Regions from separate parts of the Mus musculus genome. Here region 2 is linked to region 1. A link is a contact called in ENCODE POLR2A ChIA-PET data. All regions are on one chromosome and are shown on one strand. The core of a region is the stretch at or near the end of the contact, and the rest is flanking DNA. Distances in the headings are between cores, read along the strand shown. Region 1 holds the start of Gm26296 (a small nuclear RNA gene). Region 2 overlaps Deptor (DEP domain containing MTOR-interacting protein).

Evidence for each region. ChIA-PET counts read pairs that join two places held with the same protein, here RNA polymerase II (POLR2A).
Region 2: POLR2A ChIA-PET joins it to region 1 with 12 read pairs in embryonic stem cell. The contact joins two enhancer-like sites. POLR2A ChIA-PET finds 5 or more read pairs at or near these places in 3 of 5 experiments (Patski and embryonic stem cell).

The regions. Positions count from the first base shown.
Region 1 is chr15:55,261,667-55,268,359 of GRCm38, forward strand. Gm26296 (a small nuclear RNA gene) reads right to left here and starts at 937; the gene lies at 876-937. Within about 2 kb of position 4,416, at least 1 of the 3 ENCODE cell types and tissues checked has a DNase peak (open chromatin) inside an H3K27ac peak, as active enhancers do.
Region 2 is chr15:55,143,527-55,149,250 of GRCm38, forward strand. All of the region lies in intron 1 of Deptor (DEP domain containing MTOR-interacting protein), which reads left to right. Among named protein-coding and RNA genes, the nearest start is that of Gm9920, 33 kb to the left of the region's middle. Within about 2 kb of position 3,789, at least 1 of the 3 ENCODE cell types and tissues checked has a DNase peak (open chromatin) inside an H3K27ac peak, as active enhancers do.

The DNA of each region.
Region 1 (6,693 bases), core at 3,166-5,665:
AACAGAGCTGTAGACTTAGGCTGCTGCCTAGGCATTGTTTGTGTGTTTGTGTTGTGTTGTATCTTTCAGAGACTTCAATTTAGTTTGAAGCTGAGATTTTTAGAACACAGAGAAGGTTTTGGGTTGAGGAATGGTGCTTACTTGGTAAGGTTCTTTGTCATATAAGGGTCAGGACTTGAGCTTGAACACAGGAGCAAATGTAAAAAGTTGGGCACAGTGGCACATGTCTGTAAGCTTATTACTGTGAAGATGAGGCAGGCAGACTCCTGGGGCGCCCTGGCCAGCCAGCCTGGTTTGTGTGGCTAGTTTCCAGCCAAGTGAGAGGCCTTCTTAATAACAAGATGGATGGATCCTGAAGAATTGTTGGGAGCCATTGAGACAACACAATTGTCCTGATCTCTGAATTGGGCTTCTCCCCCCACCCCCACCCCCAAGAAGAAATGGGGGTCAAAAGCGGGCCACCGACACACCATTCCGAGAACAGCCACAGAATGTTCCAGCCCTAAATCATCACCGATGTCCTGACCACACCCTGATACCACCAAGTTCCTGCTTCCCCTTGTAGCTGCCAAAAGAAAAAATTTCTATTGCCCCCCTCCCACTTATAAGTACTTCTCCTTTTGCTTGTATTGCCCCAACCCTCCTGCTGATAAGTACCTGTACTTCCCCTTTTGCTTGTGCATTTAAGCCTTGGGCCTTTCTCAATACAGTGGGGTCTTGATGCAATTCAGAACGTTTCCGTGTCGTTATTCGCACAAGACCCTCGTCTCTCTCTACCCCCCATTTGGTTCTTAGGAGAAGGTCCCCTCGAGACCCTCGAATAACTGGACCTGCTGGACGGGTCAAAGAATAAAACCTAATTTTGACCTCTGCTCTTGGGCTTTCTGACCAAAGTCAGAAATCCTGCTAGAAAAATGCTAAAAGAGCTGTAACAGATCTCTAGGATAGTTTTTGGGTTTTCCAACTAAAGTCAGAAATCCTGATTTTAAAAAAAAAAAATCGTAAAGAATAGTAATAACTGGATAGCTCTTGGTTTTTCTGACCAAAGTGAGGAGTTCTGCTAGAAAAATTCAAAAAGAGCTATGTTTGCTCTCCAAACAATTCTCTCTGGGTAGCTTTCGAAGCACAAAGCCCAGTCTTTTATTTACACATTTAGTCATTTACCCAGGTTCCCTTTTAACTATCCCACAAATCAGCATTTTATGACCTTAGCCTCTTGATCCTTAGAAAGAGACAGCAAGTTTTGTTTTGTTTTGTTTTGTTTTTAAACATAGCAAATGAGTTTAGAGATCTGCCTACCTTTGTGCACACAAACAATAAATTTAGCTGGGTAAAATCCCATCCTCACCAAGCCTGGGCATAAACTTGTTCTGTCCTAGGCTGACCTTGAACTCAGAAATCTGCCTGCCTTTGTATCTTCCTGACAAGCTGGTTCATTAATGCAGCTGCCTTTGTTCTTTTAGGTCCATGAAGCCCCTTATACATTTCATATTGCATCCTTATATTTTGTACAGTTGAAAAGCTATACATTCATGAACTCATGTTTTCAGAGTTCTTTCCCACAGTCTTAAGGGCTGTCCTAAAGGTCACAGTATTTACCATGTCTGAGGATCTTTAGACACCCTTAACTCTTGGACTCCTGCTGTTTCTAATTATCATGGACCTTGACAGGGAGAATATTTCCCGAAGGAGGAACATGAAGTGTAATACATTATTATACAAACAAGCCTTACCTTACGCCTAGCAACCAGCAACACTCATGGAAGCCCATGACCAGCTCTGCTCCATGCTGACCCTTCCACAAGGCTATGCAGGACTTGGCAAATCATCTTGGTATTTTTGGTATACTTATTTCTGAAGTGAGAATTTTTGTTTTTGTTTTTGTTTTTGTTTTTTCGAGACAGGGTTTCTCTGTGTAGCCCTGGCTGTCCTGGAACTCACTTTGTAGACCAGGTTGGCCTCGAACTCAGCAATCCACCTGCCTCTGCCTCCCAAGTGCTGGGATTAAAGGCATGCGCCACCACGCCCGGCTCTGAAGTGAGAATTTTATTATCTTATATGAACATGCTTTTGTCTTAACCCCAGGAGTGGAATATGGGGCTGCTTCTGATTGTCCACAGCAGCAGACTAATTGTCTCATGCCTGCTCTGGCTGGGGTATGATTCTGCCGGCTGCTGATAGTATAATTCCTAGGAGGAATATGGAAAGAGTATAAAGGCCACAGCCCTGAGAGGGAACTTTGAAGGAGGGGTGTGTGTGTGTGTGTGTGTGTGTGTGTGTGTGTGTGTGTGTGTGACTGTTTCTCCTGATGGTTCCTGCTCCTGCTGTTGTTGATGGTCTAGAGAAAAAAAAAGATAAGAAGAAATTGGACATTTCCTAACTAGACAAAGATTGGACTTTCCTCCAAGGAACTCAATGTTCCTATCCAGTAGGAAGTAGTTTAAAGAGACCTACACCTCATTTCTAGACTAACCTTTCTATCCTACCTGGTATTGGGGTATAGAGGGAATAAGGGTTGGAAGGGAGGGGGTAGAATATAAGAAAGCAAATAAAATAGCTATAAAATTTTTATAATTGTTTTCTCTTATTTCAGATCTTAAATGTTTATTTTATGTGTATAAATGTTCTGTCTGCATCACATGCTTGACTGATGCCCAGAGAGATCAAAGAAGGCATTGCATCTCCCTGGAACTGGAGTTACAGACCCACCAGGTGGAGTTCAGAGCCACCCTGTGGATGCTGGGAAATGAACCTGGGTCCTCTCTAAGAGCAGCCAGTACTCTAAAGAGCTGAGTCATCTCTTCAGCCCCTGGTTGTTTGTGCTGGTTTGTTTTGTTTCTTATATACACAGGTTCTTAATGTGGCCCAGGCTAGCCTAAAAACTGATAGGAGGCTGAAGATGACTTTGAACTCCTGACCCTCCAGCTTCTTCAGCGGGCCACATACTGTGGGATTAGAGCCAGGCCACCACCACATCTGCCTAAATTAAAATCTTAATCAGCTAAATGTTTAAATTATGTAGAAATAACTAACCAAGTATAACCATCAAAACTTAAAATGTAGGGCTGGTGAGATAGCTCAGCAGGTAAAGAGCCTTACTAACTGTTTGTCTTCAGACCCAGGGACAAGGGACTGAGATGCATAATATTTTTACATATCAAAGCAGACCTCGCCTTCAGGCTCTCCCAACATTCCTCAGTCCCAACCCTGCATATCCCTCCCCCAACCCTGAACTTTCCAGCCCAGGGGCTGGGCTGCCCTTCCCCCTGAGGCTCTTCCCTATATAATCAGACCTTTTGGCCTCCGACCCCCTCCTCTTCTGTCTTCCCCCTTTCCTTCTCTCTATACACATGCTTTCTCTCTTTCTTTTTCCCCTCCCCTCTGTGTCCGTTCCCATGATGACTATCCCGCCTTTTCCCTTGGGGCCATGAACTCAACCACCAGGGAGCCCCTTCCCAATAAACTTACATTTATACATATTTTAATGTTTTGAATCGACTTACTTGTCCAGTGTAGAGAAATAATTTATTACTACTGACCTTGGTGAATGAATTTAAGCCCCTATAAAAACCCACTTAGTAGCAGGAGAAAACCAGGGGACCACAAGTTGTCCTCTGACCTCTATATACACCTGCATTGTGACATATGTGCACCCACACATAAACAGCATATGCACACACTAAGTGCGTGCTTAAACATTCCACGTAAAATCATTGCCACACAAGGCTAGATAGCAGTATCTAGGTCCTGCCCTATCAGATTCCAAAGAGTTTTTACAGCCTGTTAGGGAAGCAATAAAGTGATTGACATGTGTACAGCTGCAGTATGGTATATCCCACAGCTACACTCTCCGGATATGTTGGAGATTCAGTTTTGATTACAGAGAAGCGGCTTGTCCTGAGCACATCTTAGTTGAGACATCATTCGTCGGGGGCGGACTAGTCTAGAGGTGTTGGAGATTCGTGCTGGGATGACGTAAGGCACACCACCTCCCAGCGCTTCTGTTCACACAGGCTTTCTGTGGTCAGATAGTAAAAGCGCCGGCTGCTGCTTGCTGGGAACATCTATCAAAACACCCAGCAGAATAAGGACGCGTTAGGTCAAGACCTTACAAGGTCTCCTCTCCTTCCTCCCAGGACTTGACAGTTTTTCCCTGCGTGACTCTTTTGTAGCTTCGTGAGACTTTATTTCATGTTTATTGTTCTTTGCTCCCTTGGGGTTAAATATTAAGCCCATTTCTGGAAGTCTGCTATGCTTGGGTCCACAAAGATTCCTAACAAGGGCTTAATGAAGGTGGAGAGTGGCACCTGGCGGTCCAGTCTGACTGGGCGGAGCATCGGATAGCCTGGGCTTTGTCTAATTTGCTGTAACTTTTATATCGACCTTGTTTAGGTACGGGTGGCTGACACAGAACAAGACCTGATTAAAAATAGAAAAAAGAAAAAAAAAATCTGTGTTTCTGCGGCAGTGCAGGCTAAGACAGCAAACACGGAGTCCTTAAACTCAACCCTGCTAGTCCATGAGCTGTGTGGCACAGGAACCCCGGGGCAAGTTAAATATTAAGCAGGAAAAGTCCCAGATCCGATATGTAACAGCAGAGACCGACATAAACAAACACAGCTAGCTCTGAGGAACATGGGAGGCTGCGGAGGCCTGTCAGTGAGTTGAGGGACACAAGGAACGCTTGTGTTTGCAGATTTTTCTCACCACCACTATGAGCTGCATCCACTGTGAAAACTAGCACTTTACATGCCCGACATGGTAGAAGGTTCTAGAACGCAGGGGCCCATCTTACTTCATTAACATTTGTTTGGTTTCTTCATATCACAAGTGTATCACAAGTACCGAATAGTCCAGTCCCTTTCCTATTTATTCACTTAGAGGCTTCTTTGCCTGTTTCTTGTCAGGCACACTCTCCTGGCTGGGTCCACAAGAGGAGGAAGCAGCAAACTTAACAGAACATTTTAAGATTTTTCACTGGACACCTTATATATTTGCTGGTTCAGGTAGTCATTTTGAGGTCAGAGAAACATTCTTAGAAATAGCCAAGGTGTGGTTTCTGACTCCCTGCCCCCACCCCGGGATAAGGAACTGAGGACATATTTTACATATCAAAGCATAGCTCGTCTCCAGGTTCTCCCAGCATCCCTCAGTCCCTACTTCGTCTATCCTACCCCCCAACCCTGAACGTTCCATCCCAGGTGCTGGGCTGCTCTTCCCACAGAGATCTCTCTCTCCCTCCCTCCCTCCCTTTCTTCCTCTCCCTCCCTCTCCTCTCTCTGCAGCCAGTGCATGCCCTTTCTTTCTCTCCCCGCTCCCCACTTCTCTCTCCCCATGATGGCTTTGGACCCTAGAGCAGCTTTTCAATAAACCTGCCTGTATATAATCTAATCTGGCTTGAATGGGCTCATTTCACCAGTGGAGAAATAACCTATCAGCCAATAGAAACCAAACCTAGTGACACCCACCTAACACTCAGGAAGCTGAGGGAGGAGGCTCAGGAATTTGAGAGCAGCCTGGGACACATAGCCAGCCGCTGCCAATAAAAAGAAAAGAATGACTGCTCTTCCAGAGGTCCTGAGTCCAAATCCCAGCAACCACATGGTGGCTCACAACCATCGGTAATGGGATCTGACGCCCTCTTCTGGTGTACCTGAAGACTGCAACAGCTTACTCACATATATAAAATAAATACATCTTAAAACCAAAACCAAAACAACACAAAACAAAAACAAGAAAAAGAAAAGAAAAAAGAAGAACCGAGCAGTAGTAGGTAAATGCTGGGGCAGTGGGTATAGTTCAGTGCTAGGAAACTTGTTCAGCTTGCACAGGGCCTCAAGCCCCACACTTGCACATGAAATAACATAGAGTATTTATTGCAGTCTAAATATATGCTTTGCTAAATGTTTTCTATGGAAGGTTTACAACAATTCCATTATAAGTACTCATAAAATTCCCAGTTTATGGGCAAGGGCCAAGAGCACAAGGTCATGGTATGCACTTAATGGGGAAGAAAAATCTAGAATAAGACTTGTTCCTGGAGAGCAAAACACGTTTTAAATTTTTAAATTTATGTTTTAGAGACAGGGTCTTACTGACCCTACACTGTCTATAAACTCATCCCTCCTGCCTCAGCCTCCTGACAGCTGGGATTATAGGGGTGGGTCGCTACCTACCCACAATGCTGCTGTTTCTGATCCCTGGCTCCTCCTCCCCACCCTCTGGAGTCTGAATTTTATAGGGAAGAGCCGCTAGGGAAAAGTCAGCCCTGCCCCTGGGCTGGAAAGTTCAAGATTGGTGTGCAGGGGATGCCTCTTAAAGACCAAGGGAGGCTGGGTGAACCTGGAGGCCAGGTCTGCTTTGATATGTAAATATACTCCTTAGTTCCAAGTCCTGGGTCTGAAACCAAGCTGGTGGGAAACAAACAAACAAACAAACAAACAAGGAAACCTTGAAGTACCAGACAGTTCAGCTACCTTCTCCTTCCTCAATTAGGCAACTGCAGGAGAAAGACAAAGAGACTCAGCGCCCTCCCAACTCTTTGGGATCCTGAATGAGAAGAGATTAGAGTTTAGACAGCTGGCCATTGTCATGCACATCTAAGCAGTAACAGTGGATGCATAGCCCCGCCCACCCAGAATAGTCTGGGCTTCACTGTCGTCCTGTAAGCTATGGGAAATCTTTGGGGAGGGA
Region 2 (5,724 bases), core at 2,539-5,038, 120 kb before region 1:
TTGTTGTTATTATTTTGCTTTAGGATTTTCCACAACCTTCCCCTTTATATTTACATATAACACAGATGTCTCTATCCATACATCAAGTCTATTTTACATACATGAAGGAAAGCATCGAATTGAGGCCTTGCTTAGTTTTAGAAGGACAGTCCATGGTCATCTTGACGGGAAACAGACTGATAGGGCACTGGAGCGATTGTTGAGAACTTCACAACCCGATTGTCAGGCTGGCGGCAGGCAGAGAAAGAGACGGGGGCTAAGTGTGGGTTTTTGAAGCCCCAGAACCCACCCCCAGTAACACTCTCCCTTCATCAAGGCAGTGCGTCCTAGTCCTTCCCAAACCGTCCCTCTGCTTAGTGCCTGAGCATTCCAATGCCTGAGCCTATGAGGGTGATTTGCATTCAAACCAGCACACTCAATGTATAGCTGATTGCTTCTTCATTCATAGTGTAAGGGCCAAGGGAGCTGGAAGGGGACTTGCTTCTGTGCCTTTGTGGAACTTCTCATCCTGGGTTTGCTTTGCTAAGGCAGAGATGGCTCCACCTAGCAGGGAGGCTTCTGTGTGCCGAGAACCTACTTGTCAGACATTGTCACTGCGGAATCTCCGCTTATTTCCTTGGCAGGTATTGACATCAGTAGACATCAGGATTGAGTGGGCACCTCTCAGCGGTTTCGGGTTCTCGTGTCCCAGATCAAAACACTGATCAGAGGCATTTGGATGGTATCAGAAGCAGGGGATATGTTATTATAAAAACTGTACTTTCCGAGAAGGGAGTGAATGGGAATGGGGAGAAAGTTTAGAAACTCAAATGCAGCAGACACAGAGAACTGGAGACACTACATCACATAGGGAGGTTTGCAGGGTCACTGGCATAGAGTGGGCTCTCCACGCAAGCTCAATACTGTAGTTCACCAAACAGTATCATTCCTCGGGTGTCTGCCTTATCAGCATATTAAACCTCCACCCAGGCGTATATGCTTCAGTATTGGGAGTCATGGGTCACTTATGGCACTGGTGTGTCTCTGTGCCTGCCGTAACGGCTTCCACCAGTTCTCAAGATCTGGACCACTAGGTTTTCAGCCGTCCTCTTGGTCAACAGGTTTTTCTCATATGATAATTCTGAAGCTTCACTCTGAGGCCTTATGGACCTCTGTCTCTTCCTCACTCTCTAGCCCCACAACTTTAAAGAAAATATTTAAACATGCTAGTCTGTCATCTCAACACTCCAGAAAAATGAAGACAGAGTACCCCGTGTTTGAGGCTAGCCTGGGCTACATATTGAGACCCTATGTCAAAAAGCACGCATGCACACAGGTACACTTGCACCTGTGTGCACAGACATGGAATTAGTTGTTACCTTATTCCTTGTTTGATCACTTATAGCCAAATTTGTTATGTTTTTCATCTGTCTCTTTTTAAGAACTGTTTATTATAATTATGTGTGTATATGATGTGTTTTAGTTAGGGTTTTCATTGCTGTACAGAGACACCAAGACCAAGGCAACTCTTTTATGTTTTTATGTTTATGAGTACACTGTAGCTGGACAGATGGTTGTGAGCCATCATGTGGTTGCTGGGAATTGAACTCAGGACCTCTGCTTGCTCCATCCCTACTCGCTCCAGCCCAAAGATTTATTTATTATTATATGTAAGTACACTGTAGCTGTCTTTAGACACACCAGAAGAAGGTGTCAGATTTCATTACGGATAGTTGTAAGCCACTATGTGGTTGCTGGGATTTGAACTTAGGACCTTCGGGAGACCAGTCAGTGCTCTTACCCGCTGAGCCATCCCACCAGCCCAAGGCAACTCTTATAAAGGCAAACATTTAATTGGGGCTGGCTGACAGTTTCAGAGGTTTATTTCATTATCATCAAAGTGGGAGCATGACAGCATCCAGACAGGCGTGGTACCGGAGGAGCTGAGAGTTCTACATCTTCATCTCCAGGCCCCTAGGAGAAAAACTGGCTCGCACATGGTTAGGAAGAGGGTCTCATTGCCCACACCCACAGTGACACACATCCTCCAACAAGGCCACACCTCCTAATAGTGCTACTCCCTGGACCAAGCACCACGTGGTGTGTGTGTGCGCGCCCGCGTGCATATCCTGTACTGCACCTGTGAAGGTCAGAGGATAACCTTGAGTTGCTTCTTTCCTTGCATTGTCACATGAGAGAATGAACTTGGTCTCCAGGCTTGCACAGTAAGTGCCTCTACTTGGGTGAGCACCTCACAGTCCTGTTTCCATGTCATTTAGCTCAATCTGAAGAGCTGAGAGATTTTGTACTTTAGTTTCATAATCTTTACAGTTTGTAGGGTTTGGCTCCAACCATGTGGGCTAAAGTACTCTTTAGAAGAAGCAGATAAACACAATGAGTCAGGTGTTTTCAACAAAATTGCATCAGTCTTTTTCCCTAGAGGAGTAAGAACTCATAGATTGTTCACTCCTATCAATGTAAGTCCCCTCTTTTTCCCATAAAATATTAATCCTAATATGCTTTCATGTTTAATAAAACATACCCCCTATCTGATTGCCAGATTAGATGTAGAATACTGAATAAAATTTGAATTGCAGAGCTAATGAAAAACTGTTCTTTAGTATAAGTAGGTCTTGTGAGTATTTGGGCTGTCCTTATAATAAGGGAATTATTTGTTGTTTCTCTTGAGTTTGGGTTTCCTAACTTTTTTCCTTCTCCAGTCCTCCCTCTCTGTCTGTCTCTCCCCCTCCCCTTCCCCTCTCCCTCTCTCCTTCTCTTTCTCTTCCTCTTCTCTCCCTCTGTGTATGTGTGTGTTGTTGTTGTATGTGTGTGTGCACGCATGTGTTGTTGTTTCTGCTGCTGCTGCTGTAACAGGACCCAACATAGTTGATGATCCTTCTGTCTTTACTTTTCCTCCCAACATCCTCCTCTTATCAGGCCATTCTGCTTCGTTTCTCCCGTCTCGTGGGCATCTCCTCCGCCTGTTGGTTGATGTCTCTTAGATGCTTTCTCCTGTTTCTGGTATGGCATGTCTCTTACTAGTGGATTCTTTGCCATGTCCCACTCATTACTGAGCCCTATAGCACATTTGACTCTTGGGTCTTAGGAAATTATAAAGGGCTGAATTTTTAAATTAAGCATCAACATTTGCCATCAGTTATTTGTCCCTATTCCAAACAGTCCTCGAGTGATGAAAACAGATGTCAAAAACCCCCAAATGCTCATTGTCCTTCACATTGAGCTTCTGCCAAAACTTCTGCATTCCTTTTTGTTTTTTTGGGTTTTTTTTGTTTGTTTGTTTTTTGTTTTTTTTTTTTTTGTTTTTTGTTTTTTTTTGTTTTTTTCGAGACAGGGTTTCTCTGTGTAGCCCTGGCTGTCCTGGAACTCACTATGTAGACCAGGCTGGCCTCGAACTCAGAAATCCGCCTGTCTCTGCCTCCCGAGTGCTGGGATTAAAGGTGTGCGCCACCACGCCCAGCTTCTGCATTCCTTTTTACAAAGATGTATTTTATTTATAATTATGTGTATATGTGAGGGAGGTAGCAATGTGCACATGTGCGTACAGACACCCGAAGAGTCCAGAAGAGGTTGTCAGATCCTTTGGAGAGTTACAGGAGGTTCCCAGCCATCTAACACGGGTCCTCTGCAATCCACACTCTTCACTGCAGAGCCATCTTCCCAGCCCCTGAATTCTTCCTTAGTCTTTTTATACTAGCGAGATTAGCAGATCATGGCAGAATAGAAGCAGCAGCTGCAGGGAGCTATTTGAGTTCAGGGACGAATGCAATAAGTGAGCGTGCCAACAAGCTGGCTAGGCTCCATGAGAGGGCCCCATCTCACCCATCCCAAGGAAGTACTAACCATAATACCACCAGCAGCGACAGAGTAGAGTGACAACACAGAGACACGGAGATCAGATGCCTGCCCTAGGAGCCCTGGGGTCACTGTGTTCAGGGCTCACAGCTCTGGCTGCTGATAGGTCTCCAGAGGCACAAAGTGGCAACATTCAGTGTTGTAGAGCCATTAAATCATCCAGTGGAAGGGAGACTTAGGACCATTTTGGTAGTAGAAATAGACACTTAATTAACCTCACCAAAAGACAGGGAACACAATACAGGTTCATGGATACTTAATTACAAGTTTACTGGCTTTATGAACTGTTGATTTCAGATGCTCAGGTAAGGCTATTGGAAACAGTTCTCTTTGTTATTGTTTTGTGTTTTAGAGAAAAGTTTTCTCTGTAACCTAGGCTGACCTCAAACTTACAGTCCTCTTGAATCCAAGGTGTTGAAATGCAGGTATATTCTGTCATATGTGACAAAACTTTTCTCTTGATCTGTTTGTGTCTGTTTTTTTTTTTTTTTTTTAATCCTTTGTGAGTTTCACATCATGGACCCTTTGCCCTTGTAAACTTTCTCCCAAAATAAAACACTCAAAGCAAAGAACAACAACCCCCAAAACACCAGAAGCAAAAATTAATCAAAAAAGATCTCTCTTCTCCTCTCTCCTTCTCTCTTCCCTTCTCCCTCCCCCTTCCATCTCTGTCTCTGTCTTCTCTCCTTCCCCCAACCTCCCACTCCCACCAGGCATTCTTCCTCTCTCTCATCTACACATGCTAGACACACTCTTTTCCGTTGAACACCACACCCCAGCCCTTCAGTCTCTTACATTAGAACTGTCCCTGTGAGGGGTCCCTCTACTGGGTTTCTGCTAAATCTCTTCATGGCCAAGGATAGAAAGTCTATCAAAACTCTCCACTTTACCGATTGGGGTGGGAGCAGGGAGCCCTTAAAGCACTTGCCAGAACCGTACAATCTTTTATGGGGTATTCCCATTCCCAAGACAGCTCAGAACGGTGCAGAGTAGAAGATTATAAATCAGATGAGTGGGTTGAATGCGTAGACTTTGATGTCATCGATTTAAAGACTTCATTTGAGAAAAAGAAAGAAAATGCAAGGATGATTTTTAAAAATAAAATAAAATAAATAAAAAAAGGTAAATGGCAGAAACCTTAAAGAAAAGGCAGGTCCATGATTCCTCTGTAAAGTCATCGAAGCTCCCACAAAGCGCTTTCCTCTTGACTAAGTCACCAGCCTGGAAGTGAATTGTAATTGGTTTTGCCCAACAGCTTTAGTCAGTCTCTGTATGACTTTCCATTCATCCGTCTCTAGCTGGAGGCGGCGTGATGCCGTTCAGGTTCAGGGACAACACACCCGGCCTCGGATGGCACCTTCAGGACTTGTTAGCTGTGTGGGTTTAGACAAGTCATTTAATGTCTCGGTATCTGCTGTAAAAAGGATGCGTGTAGTTCTAATTTCTGGTGGATTGTTGTGAACATTGCAAGAGTTAATCACTGTAAAGTGGTCAGATCACCTTGTGGAAGCTAGTAAGCCTCGCTAAGATTAGCTATAGTCCACTAGGTGTGGTAACACATGCCTGTGCTCTACCGTGGAAGATCAGAAATCCAAAGTCATTCTTGGCTGCAAATCAAGTTTGAGACCAGTCTGGGCCCCCATGAAACCCTGTCTCAAAAAACAGCCAACCAACAAAAGCATAGCTGAGGTCCCTAGTGGCCTCAAAGAGGAGCGTGTTGGTCCATATTTTCTGAAGAATGCTTCTATTGCCTAGCAGTCCCTAACGGGTCGCTCATGGGTATGTATGGGTCTTTCTCATATGAATGAGTGGATGAAAGCACACAGGTCATGTGAATGTGTGAATGCATATGTGGAGGACTGTGCATGATCT